Regions from separate parts of the Mus musculus genome. Here region 2 is linked to region 1. The links are chromatin loops, found by intact Hi-C in ENCODE. Cell type or tissue: heart. All regions are shown on one strand.

The links. A loop is a pair of places that touch in the nucleus more often than their neighbours do. Peaks named below come from ENCODE experiments on the same cell type or tissue, not always from the same donor. Only the 100,000 strongest peaks of a DNase experiment are listed, where the experiment ranks them.
Region 2: it touches region 1 in a loop (2.2-fold over the local background); 2 of 42 quality-filtered maps call a loop at or near these places.

What each region holds. Positions count from the first base shown.
Region 1 is chr15:77,333,402-77,341,401 of GRCm38, forward strand. No RefSeq gene overlaps it. Among named protein-coding and RNA genes, the nearest start is that of Gm41352, 24 kb to the left of the region's middle. In heart, a CTCF peak has its summit at 4,708 (motif pointing right); DNase peaks (open chromatin) are centred at 3,110 and 3,720; H3K4me3 peaks cover 1,223 bases; H3K27ac peaks cover 1,602 bases.
Region 2 is chr15:77,253,482-77,261,481 of GRCm38, forward strand. The region is part of intron 1 of Rbfox2 (RNA binding protein, fox-1 homolog (C. elegans) 2); the gene reads right to left. Among named protein-coding and RNA genes, the nearest start is that of Rbfox2, 50 kb to the right of the region's middle. In heart, CTCF peaks have their summits at 734, 4,087 (motif pointing right) and 7,065 (motif pointing left); DNase peaks (open chromatin) are centred at 810, 1,330 and 4,080; H3K4me3 peaks cover 256 bases; H3K27ac peaks cover 2,965 bases.

The sequences.
Region 1 (8,000 bases):
GGATCCAAAATCCTCTTCTGGTCTCCTTGGGCATAAGGCATGTGTGTGATACACAGACAAACATGCAGGCAAAACACCCATAAACATACATATAAATACATAGACATTAATAAATAAATAAACCTTACCACGGGAGGCTAGAGAGATGGCTCAGTGGTTAAGAACACTGACTGCTTTGGCAAAGGACCCGGGTTCTATTCCCAGCACCTACAAAGCAACTCACAACTATCTGACGAAACCCAAGTGTCAAGGGCTCTGACACCTTCTTCTGGTTTTCAGAGGTACCAAGAACACGGCACACAGATACGTGCAGGTAAGACACATATATAAAGAGTTAAGACAAATGTAAGCGAGAAAGAAGCCGCCACTTGTTGAGTTCTGGTGAAATGGAAGACTGTTTACAGTGACCTGGGAGGTTTTTAAAGCCTTCTGTATTAAACAACAACCACCGCAACAAAACAAACAAACAGAACAAAACAAAAAACCCAAATCCCAAACCAACCAACCAACCAAAAAAAAAAAAAAAAAAGAAAAAAAGCCCACTACCAACAACAGACAAAACAAACAAAATAAAACAAAACCCAAACCCCTCCCTCCTCCTAGTCGCTTAAGCTAAGCACCTCTCATCATCCTCTGCCACGCCCCCACCTTCTCTACCACCTTCTCCCTATCAGCCTTTCCAACCTTGTTGACCCTTGACCATTCTACTCTCTGCCACCTCAGGGCCTTCACACAGGCTGTCCCCTCCTTGTAGGCAGCTCCCTGCCCCCTCCCTCATCTACACTGTTTACCTGCCCACTCGTTTTTGGATCTTTGCCCAGAAGCATCCTTATCTGGGAGACCTCCCCGGAGCCCACAGATACCATTGCTTCCTGCATCTCTGCCACCCCCTTCCTGCGCTGTAAACCCTGACCACCAAGATGCTCTGTATTACAGAGCATCCTCTGTCTGCCTTCATTCTTCCCTCCAGCCATGTATACACAAACTCTTTGAGAGCAGAGATGGTTGAAGTCTGTATCCCCCACAGCTATAAGGGGACCTAGCCCACAGGAGACACACCATGTTTGTTTGCTGAGCAGATGGGCAAATGTTTGAGACCTGAGTGGTTCTCTTCCAGGATAGTGTCTGTGTATGGTACAATCCTGGACAGCATGGATACAGCAGCTAGCATGTCCTGAGCTCTTCCTGTCCATGGCCCTTAGTGGATTTCACATATTCTCTCCTGACCTTTCTAGGAACTTAGGAAGCAGGCCCCATTGTCTCCATTTTACAGACAAAAACACTGAGGCCAGGAGAGGTTAAATCATTTGCCCAGGATTCAGCATCTAGCAGTGTCAAAACAAGAGTTCGAACTCGGCCCCACAGGCCACGTTCTAAGCCCTTTGTCACAATGAAGAAATATGAGAGGTTTCTGAAGGCCTTGAGCAACCAGCTCTGTAGGGCCTAGAGCTCGAAGTTTTATCTGTATACAAACCAACTGACCGTGAATTCATTCATCCAGCAAACATTTCTTGGCTGGTTGTTGCAGGCTAGTTCCACGCTAGAAATTCCCACCCATCTCCTTTTCCTAAGGAATTGTTTTCCTTGGACTCAGGTGACTGTCACCTTAGTTCCCCAGAGTAAGGAGCAGGGACTTGAGGAAAACAGAGGTGATTCTCCTTGGCCCTGATTCTGGAAGAAATGCAAATAGTGGGGTTCACCTGTAGTTTCAGAAGGTAGCTGAGGGAGCTGGAGAGATGGCTCAGCGGTTAAGAGCACTGACTGCTCTTCCGAAGGTCCTGAGTTCAATTCCCAGCAACCACATGGTGGCTCACAACCATCTGTAACGAGATCTGGTGCCCTCTTCTGGAATGTCTGAAGACAGCTACAGTGTACTTACATATAATAAACAAATCTTTAAAAAAAAAAAAAAAAAAAAAAAAAAAAAAAAAAAAAAGAAGGTAGCTGAACCACTGATGGAGGAAGGTGGGTGAGGTGGTTTTTTGACGAGGCTCTCAGTAGCCCAGGCTGGCTTCAAACCTACAATTAAGTAAAGCTGATCACAAATTATTCCTACTTATTTATTTATTTTTGGCCTCAAATTTCTGATCCTTTGGCCTCAGCCTCGAGAGCTCTGGAATTACAGGTGTACACTACCATCCCTGGTTTATTTTGGTGCTGGGGACAGAACCCTGGGTTGAGCACGTGATAGGCAAGCTTTCTAGTAACTGAGCCATGACCCAAACCCTGAAGGTTTGGTTTCCTTCAATATTTTTATATTTTTATGTGTATGAATATTTGTCTTCCTGTATATCAGCACATCACATATACGTGTGCACGTTGCCTGTGGAGGCTGGAAGAAGATGTTGAATTCCCTGGAACTGGAGTTAAACATGGTTGTGAGGCCTCACATGGGTGCTGGGAGCTGAACTCAGGTCCTCTGCAAGAGCAAGCCCATCTTGTAACGAGGAGAGACTGAGGGTCATGGAACTGGCATTATTCAAGGTCACGAAGGCACTCGTAGAAACAGGATTGGAGACCTGGTTTCATTCCTGCTTGCTTCCAGGACTCCGGTTCCATTCCTGATCCTGGCCTGCTTCTTTTCTAGCTAGGAAGAGACCTCTGGAGGATTTGTGTGTGCGAGGTTCCCATTGCTTTTAAGAGTCCAGGATGAGAGCGGCCTCATCTGCGCCCACGCAGGGCTGAGTCCAAGGGTACCAGCTTTGGTTCAGGCGCCTGGCTGGGGAGTCTTAACCAAAGCTCCTTTGCTTCAGCCTCTTCCTTCCTTTAGCCTGCTGTGCCAAAGGTCAGCCACTGAAGCATCTAACAACGACCTGCATGCTCCCACCGCCTACAGACTCTGAAAGACCCCCTGTCTGTCCTGCATCACTGTGTGGTCTGCTGAGTTAAAGGAACGCTCCTGGGTTACAGCAGGGAAAAGGCAACAGACACATTCAAATAGATCAAAAACGTAAGCCTGGGTCATCCAGGGACCTAAGAGAAACCAGCTTGGCTCCAAGAAATCCAGGCTGGCCCGTAAAGCAGACAGGCCACGTGATGGGTGTCCCCCAATCTGGCAGTGCTAATGGAGTTACAGGCGCAGTGTTACCCGGGATTGCAAATGCTTGCGGTCCCCACCCATTTCGTGGCAGGAAGTCCAGTGTTTTCCAAGGGTTTTCCAAGAACGCCCAGAAGCCCGCTGGGGCGAGCCGCGCCTCCGGCCCGCGACCGCAGCAGAAGCTCCATCGCGCCCCCTGGAGGCGGCTCTCTGCTGGTTCCTGCCTGCTGATGCAAGAGTAGTGGCCTGCCTCCACCTCTGTTTTGAGACCGTGGTGATACATCACAAGTATCCCTTAACTGATGGAGAAAAGAAACCTTCTGCCTGCTCTGCAAAGCCGTACAGCAAAGCGACTAGGGTTCCCAAAGAGGAACGCCTTCATGCCTTCTTGCTTCTTCTTTTCCTCTAGGGGGCGCGCGCAAGCCCAGGACCGCTTTCCTAGTGAGGAGCTCGGGGTAGCAAAGTCGTACAACGAGCTTTTGTTGTCTAGTTTCAAGCCCCTTTCACGTTCTTGTCCCTTTGATTCCCATCATAGCCGTCCCACAGACAGCACTGTAACTATCTCCATTTCTCAGTCCGCAAAACTGAGGCATAGCGAGTTCACCAAGATGGAACAGCATTGCAAGGCCAGCAGAGCAGATCCAAACGGTTGGCAGCTCGTCTAGGCCCCACCCAAACCCAGAACTTCTGTGGTACCCCAGGCTCCTCCCAACACGGTGTTGGCCTACGCCACTCCAGGGGTCTGTGTTAGGCATGAAGTCGGCTAGGCTGCAGTCTCCACACGCCCAGGCTTTAGGCATTGTCTCTGTTACTCTGGGGGTACCAGCAGGCATTGTTCTTGGCTTATGGCTCTTTTACTTTAAGACACCTAGTACCTGGGTGGGTCTCAGTTCTTCAGTGGAAGAGTCATCTAAGAATAGCTGAGACTCTTGGAAGCAGCAGGAATTCTGCTGTGAACAGCAGCACTAGCGCGTGCTCACTCTTTCCAGCTCTTTCATTCCCCACCCTGCAGATTTTGAATTTACCCAGTCTGCCCTGATAAACACATAAACCCATTTCTTGCAGTAATCTCACTCATGTGTATGCCCCATCCCCCCACCCCCCGCCCCAAGTTCCCCTGTCCTACCAACGGGACCTGGACCAACCACCGTATTCTCTTTCCTCTGGTCATCTCCTTAAAACATAAAATTAAACCGAACCCACGTTTTTAGTAGGGGTTGAAGCTATCAAGGCCAGCAGGACTTCCTCTGGTGAGGCAGTGATGTGACGATGATGCTGGGACTCCGAATGAGCAGCCCCAGCATGGTGGCCGTTGCACCGGGCAGTTCCGACTTCTTTCCTCATGAGATTCTCCCTGGATTCTGAGACTCATTGCTCTCTTAGAGCATGTTTGGCTGTGTCCTTTGTGACTAGCCCCTTCTAGGTTTCTGTAGCATCCCTGCTCTCCAGGGGTCTGCCCACATTTCTCCCTAGCCAGCCCTTCCTTAGCCTTTTACTGTGTGAACAAATGAGACTAGGGGTAGCTTATTTCTGGACCAGTGCATGGTCACTATGTGTGTGACAAGCATCATCACCACCACCATCATCACCATCACCACCACCTCCATGCTAGCAAAAGGTAGGCTTGGGTAGCATCCACAAGGTGTCTTTGATGAGCATCACCAGGAGGTGGCAGCTATGATCACACTGGGCTTCTGCCTCATTGAAACAAAATGATGTGGGTACCAGAGCCTCAGAGGGCTGTCTAGGGAAAGCGGAGCTTATAAAAGAAATGTCACATACATAGACTGATTTAATGAGCCGGAGTGCTAGGCTCCCTGCCCCACGGAGGAAAAGCCTGCATCAGAATGCAGGAATCTGAGCCTGTGCTCAGCCCTTCTGCTGTCCTGTCTCCCACAGGGTGACACTCTCTGACCACATCCTCCAGGCCTGACTGGCTCTGCCAACCCTCTGGTTCCCAGCTCATCCCTCCCCTGACACTCCCTTTAGTCTCCTGCACCTCAGGGAGTCCTCAGCTCCCTGCTTTTGCTCCCTACCTTGCCGCTCAGGTCTGACCACATTCTAGAAGCTTCAGCTGTTCCTTCTCCGAGGTCAGGTCTGACTTCACCCTAGAGCCTTTCCTGCCCCAGCCATGAAACCCAGGAGGCATGAAGTGTGTGGTTCACGCCTCTTCTTCCACCCTCTGTGGACTCTGACCTATGTGAGGCAGGGCGCTGAGCACCCCTGGCTCTTACTATCAATCTGTAAATATTTACTGTGCTTCTTCTGCATGCACACACCCACCATCACTCATGGCCCTGCTGGAGACCTTTGCAAAACAAAAAACTAAGAATCATCAGAACAAAGGCCTCGGAGAAGGGGCTGGTTAGTCCTGGGCACACACGCCCTGCCTGCGTCTCAGTTCTCAATGTGGCAGCCAGATAAAGTACAGGATTCTCAGCTAACTTTGAATTTCAGGCAAATACTTTTTGAGTGTTAGCATGTTCCATATAATACATAGGACATTACATAAACAGGCCAGGGATTTGGCTCAGAGGGCAGCATGCTTACCTAGCATGTACAGCCCTGGGTTTGGTCCTTATGCACACCTGTAACTCTAGCATTTGGGAGATGAAAGCGAGATGAGAAGTTTAACGTTATCCATCAGCTTGGGTGACAAGAGATCCGTCTCCAAAAAAAAAAAAAAAAAAAAAAAGTAAACAATGTATCCTAAGCGCTGTGTTATTTGACCCACTTGCTGGGTGTTATTTGACCCTCTTGCTGGACCCTCCTTGGAACTGAGACTCTGATCCTAATTCCTGGAACATCTGGTGTGATTTGTGAAGCTTCACAGGAAAACACACAGATCTGGCCTTCGGCAGGAATGGCTGTGGCCTCGGCTGATGTTTCGTTCATCTCAGCAACATTGCTCAAAGGAAGCACAAGTCCGAAGACAACCTAATCTTGTTTCCTTTTTGTTGTTGTTGTTGTTTGAGGTCTCTGTAACCTGAGCTGGCTTTCAGCTCTTGTTCCTTCTGCTTTGGTCTCCCTCATGCTGGGATTTCTGCTGTGATCGCCATGCTGGGCTGACACCCACATTTATAGCACTGGTCCATACTTTAAAAAGTATGTATCTGTCTTGGAATGTGGCTAAAGATGATCAGACAAGCACATGTTTTTATTGCTACTCCTGTCTCTAGTTTGTAACAAGGACAGAAAAGAGATGCTTTAAAACAATAGACTCGGGCTGGAGAGATGGCTCAGCGGTTAGGAGCACTGATTGCTCTTTTGAAGATCCTGAGTTCAAATCCCAGCAACCACATGGTGGCTCACAACCATCCGTAATGAGATCTGATGCCCTCTTCTGGAGTGTCTGAAGATAGCTACAGTATACTCACATAATAAATAAATAAATACATCTTTAAAAACAAAACAAAACAATAGACTCACACACAAGTCTGGAAAACAGACAGGAATATCACCAGAGAGAAAGAGATTCCTGAAGGAGATACACACAGAAACATGGAGAAGTTTGGGGCTTAGACTATGTACAGGAGGGGAACCAGGGGAGTCCCTGGAGTTTCCCAAATCCCCCAGCACATCTGAGGGGTAGGAAGGGCTTGAGGTTACCAAGAAGACAGTTGTTTCAGATGTTTTGAGAAGTCTCAACTTGTTAATCCCTTCTGTTCTCCTCTCTGCAAGGAAGCAGTGAGCAGCAGCTCTTGACTCCAGACCCTAGGGGCAAATCTCAGAGGAAGATGGGAGAAATAGGAAATGAGACTGTGCCTGGCAGCTGAGGGACAACCATTGTCCCCAAGGCAGCCTTGAGAGTAGAGTGCCACACTCTGTCTCATCCTCTCCCCGGGCTCCAGGCAAATGACAAAAGCCTCTGAAAGCAATAAAGGACAAAACCATTAGAGAGAAGCCAGCACCAGGCTCCATAACATATGGGTCAGCACTTAAGGAAAGAGGAAGGACCATAATGGGGTCATTAACTATCCTCAGAGGCGTGTGAGACAACCATGAAGCCATTAATTCAATTGTATAGATCCCTTGCTCATGAATCCTTGCCTAGAACCACTCTGGTTCACAGTGACTCCAACTCCAACAGGAAGCCAACGTTATTTCTTTAATTGAATTTTTTTCCCCTCATTCATCTCCAGGGTTCTGTTTACCAACTGTGTACCTTTCTGATGTATCAAAAAAACTAACATGCCCTCTTCTGGAAGTGGCCCTCAGCCAATGGTGGACAGGACCTGGAATAGACACCTCTTTTCTCCCACACCTTGGCTGGAATGAGTCTGAGCTTGCTCCACCCTGGCATTTCCCAGCATGGTTGATGGAGAGGCTGTTGCCTTGACAACACATACTTCCTTGGTGCCTCCCTTCCTCTTCTTACTGCCCTGGTTGCCCTGCAGGTATTGCCTAGTATCAGGTTCCAAATGCTCTTTTGCACAGAAATAGTTTTTAAAGCCTTGTTTATTAAAGACCTCAACTAAGCTTGAGTAAACAGGCAGGTGTGAGAAAGGAATTCAGTCAAAGAGACTGAATAGCATGATGGGCTAGAGAGATGGCTCAGTGGTTAAGAGCATTGAACTGCTCTTCCGGAGGTCCTGAGTTCAAATCCCAGCAACCACATGGTGGCTCACAACCATCCTTAATGAGATCTGATGCCCTCTTCTGGTGTGTCTGAAGACAGCTACTTAGATATAATAATAAATAAATCTTTTTTTAAAAAGAAGCAAATATAGAAAACAGAAAAGTTACATGACATCAAGTCACCAGGTTAGTCTGACTACCATATATCCTAATGCCTGCCTAAAAGGACAAGTATTCGTATTTCTTAGATGATTTCTTCCTTTAAACTCTTTGACCTCTGAGGCAGGCATTGTTCTTCTGATGGAATTCATGAGCATTCAGGGAGGAAAGACTGTCTCTTCCAAGTTCTTCTAGACATATTTGGAACTTAAAATTCTATGCCTAG
Region 2 (8,000 bases), 80 kb before region 1:
TTCTATGTGAAAGGGGAATTAAGGTTGCCTACCTGGCAGTTCTAATGAGAGAGAGATAACTAGGAGCCTTCTACTAGACAAAGGGCAGCTATTCCAAAGATGCACGCCTCGGCTGCCTTTTTTATTCACAGGTAACAATAATAAAGAAAAGAAGATCCTACTGGTCAACTGAGACTTACAAGAAGTGGGTGTTTAATGATGGGTATCTCCTTCAGAAGCAAAGCTAGGCCTCAGTCATACCGAAGGTGACCGCACCACCTGCCTTAGGCCATCCCACTGCAAGTACTCCAACCCATCACAAACACCAAAACAGTCCAGATATTCAACTTCACTCCTCAGAAACAGTGTAAGAACTCATCAGACAATACAGTTCATGTCTGGCTCAAGAAACCACCGAAGAAAAGGCCACAGGGATGGCTCCATGAGTACAGGCGCTTGCCACCAAATCTAATGACCCGAGTTCAATCACCAGAACCCACACGATGCACAGAGAAACAGCTCCTATCAGTTATCCTCTGACTAGACTGGCGTGCAACTGCAGAGGCCCAAGTGAACCCCAGGGATGGCAGAGTCTCTGCATTCAGCTAGAGCCAGAAAAGTACAAGCTGATACCAGCACACCCTCAGCCACTAGGCACTTGAAACAAAATAAAAGTTAAGTATATACATAAAATAAATTCTTGATGTTGTCTAGAAGGCCCCAAATCATAACTCACAGAGCCTGCAGCAGAGCATCACAGAATCTTCCTGTAGGCTGTGCAGGGGCTGGGAGGACAGCCAAACCCAAGCCAGTGTCACATGCAGCAGGCACACTCCCTTGGCAGCAATGCTGCACAGGGTCTGAATACAGAACACATCCTCTGGGTTCAAGGTCATGCTCACCCTTCAGCAAATCACAGCTTACCATACTCAGTGTACAGTGTGAATAAACCATCACACATGGTATTCTGAACTATTCAGGAAACGTGCCAGGATTTTTTAAATTAAAAATAACGATTGCCTTGGTTTTCCCAGTCTCATTTACATGCCAACCAACTCCCCTCAGGTCCAGAAAGGAAAAAAAACAAACAAAAAAGCCTTTTCTAATCGTCAAAATTAGAAAAGTGCCGTTATTTGACCACTCTTTTCTTCTCTGCTCTCATCCATAAGAAATATGTGAGTATTTTAATGTCCCCTGAAAACAATGCAGAAGAGCTTAGTGAAGACACCAGGCAAGAGGATAGGGTGGTTCAGAGAATGGGGCACAAAGAAAGGACACCAACACGGCTGCTCTGGGTGCAAGCAGTTAAGGCTGTTTCTTATTAGGTGAGTACAATTGCAGAGCTGCTCAGGAAGTACTCAGGGGCCTCATGGTCAGCCCTAGCCAAACACACTGAAAACCTTTGTACTCTAGCAAGCCCATCTGGAATCAGTTAGGACCAGAGGCCTGTAGTTGGCCTTCTCAGAAGAGAAGGGGAGGGGAGGGGAGGGGAGGGGAGGGGAGGGGAGGGGAGGGGAGGGGAGGGGAGGGGAGGGGAGGGGTTGAGAGCCAGTTTCTCCATCTTTTCCTGGGAGCCACAATCAAGAAACCCATATGATTAGTGGTTACCATCCTCTCTGGGCCCAGGAACCCCAAGAAAATTTTAGCGTGCATGCAAACAAAATCCCTTTTTAACAATTAGCACTTTTAAATGCTATATTCAGAAATCCAAATATTGTTCCACTTTTTTTTAAAGCTGTAAATGAAGCATATCTTTTGTGAAACTTTTGGCTTCTAAATTGTGCAAAAAGTACAAAAACGAAAAAAGAAACTGGCACAGGTGTCCTAGCATTCAAAAGGAAAATGAATTTCCCCACTCACAATCCTGAGTTAACTGTTAACACTTGTTTCTCCAGTAGGTCCATTTTTATTGACGTTTTCTACTAAAAAACGGGAATCCTGGTAGAGTGTGCAAACCTGGGACTCAGCTTGGGAAATGTGTGTCTTGACATTTGGAAGCCGTTCATTAGCTGATACTTAACTTTCTCTTCACTATCTTTAACCCTTTAAAATGTGCATAGGCATTTCTCCCAGCACCCACTGAAACCCTCCAATTCCACATACTTAATAAAACAGAAGCACAGGTGGAAACCTTCACTTCAAGGCCGTCTCTTATCCCCTCCAAATCATAGAGAGTTAGTGTATTGTGGGAGAACAGACGCTGCCTGCCTGTCAGTAAAGCTGTACCAGTCGCCATCATGGTTAGAGACCAGCAAACAAGGCAGGTGGGTAGTGTGAAAGGAAGAGGTGCTGTCTAAACTCCCTGGACCCAGCAACTATCAGAGACATACAGCACCAAGACCAGAAGAGCTAAGTTTACAAGTAAGCTGCAGAAAGAACTCCATCCTTTGTTCACAGTTTAAAAGCCTCTTATATAACAGAATCACTTAAGGGTTGAATAGACCAAGACTAGACTCAGAAGAAAGCCGACTAAGAAACAGCCCTACACCCCAGGAGGCTGCAGGCTACAGGAGTGACACAGGTGTTGGAAGGCAATTTTAGTTCACACTGTTCATTAGTTAAGTTAGTCTTCCATAGTCACAGGTTCCACACCTGCATCAACTGGAAATATCTGAGGGAAACAAAACCAAAACAACAATAAAAAAAGATCTACTATTAAGATATATAGATTTTCTGTTATTATTTCCTAAACAATATAGTGTAGTCACTATTTATACTGCATGACAATGTACTAGAAATCATTAAGTGATCTAGAGACCACTGAAGAGATATAGAAGATACCCAGGTTAACATTAACCACTGTGCATTTAAATAAGGGAATCTGGGACCTGTGTATGAGGCAGGGAAAGGAGCCCCTGAGTACCATGAGACATCTGTGTTGTGTACAATGATCAATACTTATTGCAGTCCTGTGACTCATGCTCCCCAAAGCCTTCTTTAAGGAGTACTTTTCAGAGTGTTTTTTTAAATCTACATTCTGTTATGAGGGTTTAACAAACCTGAAATCTTTCACCATGAAATATGCAGGCTGGCACTATAAACTGTCTAACTGTCCCATGGAGCCAATGAATCCTAAACAGGTAGGTCTTTTTCCACATAGCAGGGCAGAGCTAAGTTAAGCCACATTAGGCAAGAGACTTAGTAGATCACTGAAACTGTGGCCCCAAGGACACCAGTTACATCTAAGCAACCAGGAGCCGGCTCCCAACCTCAGGCTAAGTGCTAGGGCTTCGGATAAGAGAGCAACTTAACTTTGGGGATTAAATTGCCATTTGCTGGCAGTCTTGCCTTCAGACACACTAAGATGGCAGAGATTGTCGCAGATCAAATGTAAATGTTTTGGCAAGAGGTCCATCTACACATACAGCACCTGCCCTCATCTCTAGTCAATGTGCAAGATGTTTTCCTCACAACAAAAACTGATCTAGCTCCTAGAGCGTCTAAAAGTAGAGAAAGCCAACCTGTACAGTCCCAGGGCACACTGCTTAGGCTCATGTCCTGAGTAACAGGTGGGATGAGTAATTCCTCCACAGCCGCTGCAGAGAGGTCTCTAAAACACCTCAGTAACTTACCATCTGTAGTGAGAATTATGGAATTTTAGTTTCTTTAAAAACACAGAAATATTGTAAGGATGTGTTTTCGTTCTAATCCCACGTGTGGGATATATGGGGCTGCTTTGGCCTCAAATATTTGCCTCAAATATTTCTGCAACTGTGTGATGTGTGGAAGTCTGGGAGCTTTTTGGGGGGTATATAAATGCTAGGGCCCCAAGAGGTAGGGCTGTTTGCAGTTTGCTGGTAGTTGTGTTCAAAGAAGAAACAAAAAGAAAGAACTTAGATTCAAGGATCTCTTTCTCTCCCAGCCCCCACCCCTGCATCCTTATTTCTCTCCTATCTAATGATTAGGGGGTAGTAGGGAGAGGGGGAGATAAAGGGTGAGGGAAAAAAAGAACCCACAAAGTAGCAAAGACTGGCTACAAACCTTCTTCATCCCAGAGCCGGCACAACTTGAGAAATTCAGAAAGAATCCATGAGGCACAGAGGAGGTGCAGGAAAGGGTGTTCCAAAAATAGCAGTCACACTCCCTGGTGCACAGTGGGAGGGTGAACAGTAGGGGGCGCGTCTGCTGGGTCCAACCCTCCCTGAAACATTCTATACTTCAAATTAAATCCAGAGACTTGGCTGCTGGGCTGTCTCCCAAACCACCTTTTTAAAAAAAAAAAAAAAAAAAAAAAAAAACTGGACTGGTTGGGATTCTTCTGGCAAACAGCAGGAGAAGGGGCCAATCAAAACTCTTGGCTCTGCCAAAGAGCTGCAGCTTTTTCCTTAAAGGGAAACACTTTTAGGGTGTGTGTGTGTGTGTGTGTGTGTGTGTGTGTGTGTGTTCATATGTGATCCTTCTGAACGTCATTTCTATGACTTTCTTCTCCTACATTTGGTCCCTTTTGCATCACTGCCAGGCAGAGTGTAATAAAAGACAAGGCTACAAAAAGACAGGAAGCCGGACATTACTGAGCACAGAAGGTGGGGCATCCCTCACCTTGCTGCCTTTGCTGAAGGCTATGCTGCACATTCTTCCCTCCTCCTCACATCTCCCCTACTGCCTCTCCTGTTCTCTGATCTCTCTTCCCAGCCACTCAGAGCTCCACCAATCAAGAGTCAGTGTAAGACTCCGCTGAAGCAGGTGTCTACAACTGGGTCACAGCAAGGCCAGCAGAGCTTCTCAGACCAACTGTAAAAAGCAACCTTTTCTTTTTAGGTTTCTAACCATCAGTGAAATAGCATTTTTGTTTGTTTTTTGCTTGCTTAAAATGCACTAAAATGTATTACTAGACGTGTGAAATTAAATTAAAAAAAAAATCCAAAGACGTACATCTCAGCCTTATTGGATGACACACTCAGGAAATTACAGTCAAACTGTCTTGAGTTTCTAAGTGCTTTCAATTTCTGCACCTATTGTATATGAACTGATAATAAACAGTGAGTGAAATAATACAAGCCTACAAACGACACCTTAATTAACACAGGCACAACAGAGAGAAGGCATGCTGGGATACCTCAGAATCCTCAAGGTGAACCTCAGCTCAGCCACTTCCTGGTCATATGAACTTGGCCACATCATCTAGTTTCTCTGAATCCCAGTGTTAGCATTTATAAATAGAAATGTAATGTCACAAAACACTCCCCATTGTTATGATGGATTAGGGAAATGCAGAAGCAAGGAGCCCAGCCCCTAGCCTGAATCAGGCTCCAGAGCATCCGCCACTGAAGGGTTTCCCAGGTCCTTCCTTAGTCCAGTGCTCTCAGTGATCCAAAGGCAAATCAGACTCCAACAAACCCTCACCTTGGGAGTCTGAGTTTTCACAGCTAATTATGACTAGCATAATCCAGACCTGCGATCTCTGCACCTTTCTCCTTTTGTTCTCAGGAAAAACAAATTTCCTTGCTTGCCAACATGGATTCTCATTTGCTCTCTTACAGCTTCTGTTATAACCAAGATATATCACAGTTTCATTTCTAGTCAAAAACTTCCCAGCTCAGTCACAAACTCCACCACTGTGCTTTATTATTATTGCTATTTACTAAAGAAACTAAGTCAACACAAGGATAGTTTTAAAACAACAGAACTGTGTATTTAACATTCTAGATTTTCTCTTACCCACCCTGCTTCACAGGATGAGGAGCGTCTTCATACTGCTGTCCAAACTTAGCCAGGTCATGACTCACCTGATCTCCAAAAAGCCCCATCCCCTCCAAAGGCCAAGTCTTGGCTACCAAATGAAGAGGTTGTTAAAATTCCCTACAGCTCGCCATAGGAGCTGGTCTAGGCTCAATGCTTTATCCAGCCCTGCTCTTCTGTTTTGAACAGTTTTAGAGCCCTTCCTCCCACCGCTGCATTTAGTATCCTAAGCATACCACCTAAGACTCTCTGGTCACCACTTCCCTTTCCTTTCCCTTCCTAGGCACTAAGGAGAAGCAGTTCTTCTGGATCCCCTAAGATCTCCACCTCTGCACAAAATTCTCCAACAAATATGCATTTCCCTCATGGAATCACAGCATACAGGCTGTATGGAAAGCCCCAAAGAATCCACTCCAACACTTCTGTGTACAGAAAAGAAAAAATTTTAAAGCTACATTTTGCCAGGCAGTGGTAGTGCATACTTTAAATCCCAGAACTCAGGAGGCAGAGGAAGGTGGATCTCTGAGAGTTCCAGGCTAGCCTGGTCTACAGAGCAAGTTCCAGAGCGGCCAGGGCTACACAGAGAAACATATGGAGGTAGGGGGTACATTTTTACTTAAAACTAGTAACAAAATGTTGCCAATGCACATGATCTACATGAAAGGGGCACTTGTTTCTCAAGGTGACAAAGCGCATGGCAGGGCCCCTCAAGGGAGGGCTACTTTGTCCACAGGCAGATTCTAGGGATTATATCCTACCAGTCTTTCCTTGAAGAAAAGGCACAGTGACTCAAGTGACAGTCTGGAGGGGATAGAAAGCAAGGCTACCAGTCACATAGTACTGTGACAGACATGATGGAAAATGGAAAGGACTGGAACCATGACTGGGTTATATTTTCTTTTTCTTTTTTAAATACAAAATCAGGCCCAGAATTATTTACTTTATATATATGAGTACACTGTAGCTGTCTTCAGACACACCAGCAGAGGGCATTGGACTCCATTACAGATGGTTGTGAGCCACCATGTGATTGCTAGAAATTGAACTCAGGACCTCTGGAGGAGCAGTCAGTGCTCTTAACCACTGAGCCATCTCTCCAGCCCCTCATATTTTCAAAGGTGACCTAACTCCACATTTCCTCAAGGCTCCTTAACATCCCAAAACAGCACTGCCAGCCTCAGATCACATGTTCAAATTCGTGAGCCTGTGGGGGAACCCATAACTGGTAACAAAGATAAAGGACTTTCTAAACGAATTCAGAAAGACAACAAAAATCAGGACTAGAACGGTGGCTCAACAGTTAAAAGCATTGGCTGCTCTTCTTGAGGTCCTGAATTCAATTCTCAGCACCGACATGATGGTTTACAAAAACATCTATAATCAGTCTCATGGGATTGAATGCCCTCTGCTGGTGTGCAGACATATATGCAGACAAAATACCCACCTACATAAAATATATAAATAAATCATTTTAAATATAAAAAAAAAAAAAGAATTTTAAGGGCCAGAATTGTAGATTTAGTGGTATAGCATGCACAAGACCCTGGGTTCCATCCCTAGTCAGCAGGGGGGAAAAGAAAAGGCAAAAGATTTACAAGATCCATCAAAGAAGTTCAGAAGACAAAGATACAATGAAAAACACCCAGCACTACTGGTACAAATTAAAACCACAAAGATGAACTACTACACACCTCCTAGAATGACTCTGGATCAAAAATACTAGGTAGTGGAAAGAAGACGTGTACTCCTTGTTGATGGAAATCCAAAGGAGCCCAAAGGAACACTGGATGTACTTTGATGGTGGCAATGGCTATATGACTAAGTTTGTCAAATTTCATAAAAATAAAATCTTACTCACATGATATGTACTCACTGATAAGTGGATATTAGCCCAGAAACTTAGAATACCCAAGACACAAGATACATTTTGCAAAACACATGAAACTCAAGAAGAACGAAGACCAAAGTGTGAACACTTTGCCCCTTCTTAGAATAGGGAACAAAACACCCATGGAAGGAGTTACAGAGACAAAGTTTGGAGCTGAGACGAAAGGATGGACCATCTAGAGACTGCCACACCCAGAGATCCATCCCATAATCAGCCTCCAAACGCTGACACCATTGTATGTGCCAGCAAGATTTTGCTGAAAGGACCCTGATATAGCTGTCTCTTGTGAGGCTATGCCGGTGCCTGGCAAACACAGAAGTGGATGCTCACAGTCAGCTATTGGATGGAACACAGGGGCCCCAATGGAGGAACTAGAGAAAGTACCCAAGGAGCTAAAGGGGTCTGCAACCCTATAGGTGGAACAACAATATGAACTAACCAGTAGCCCCGGAGC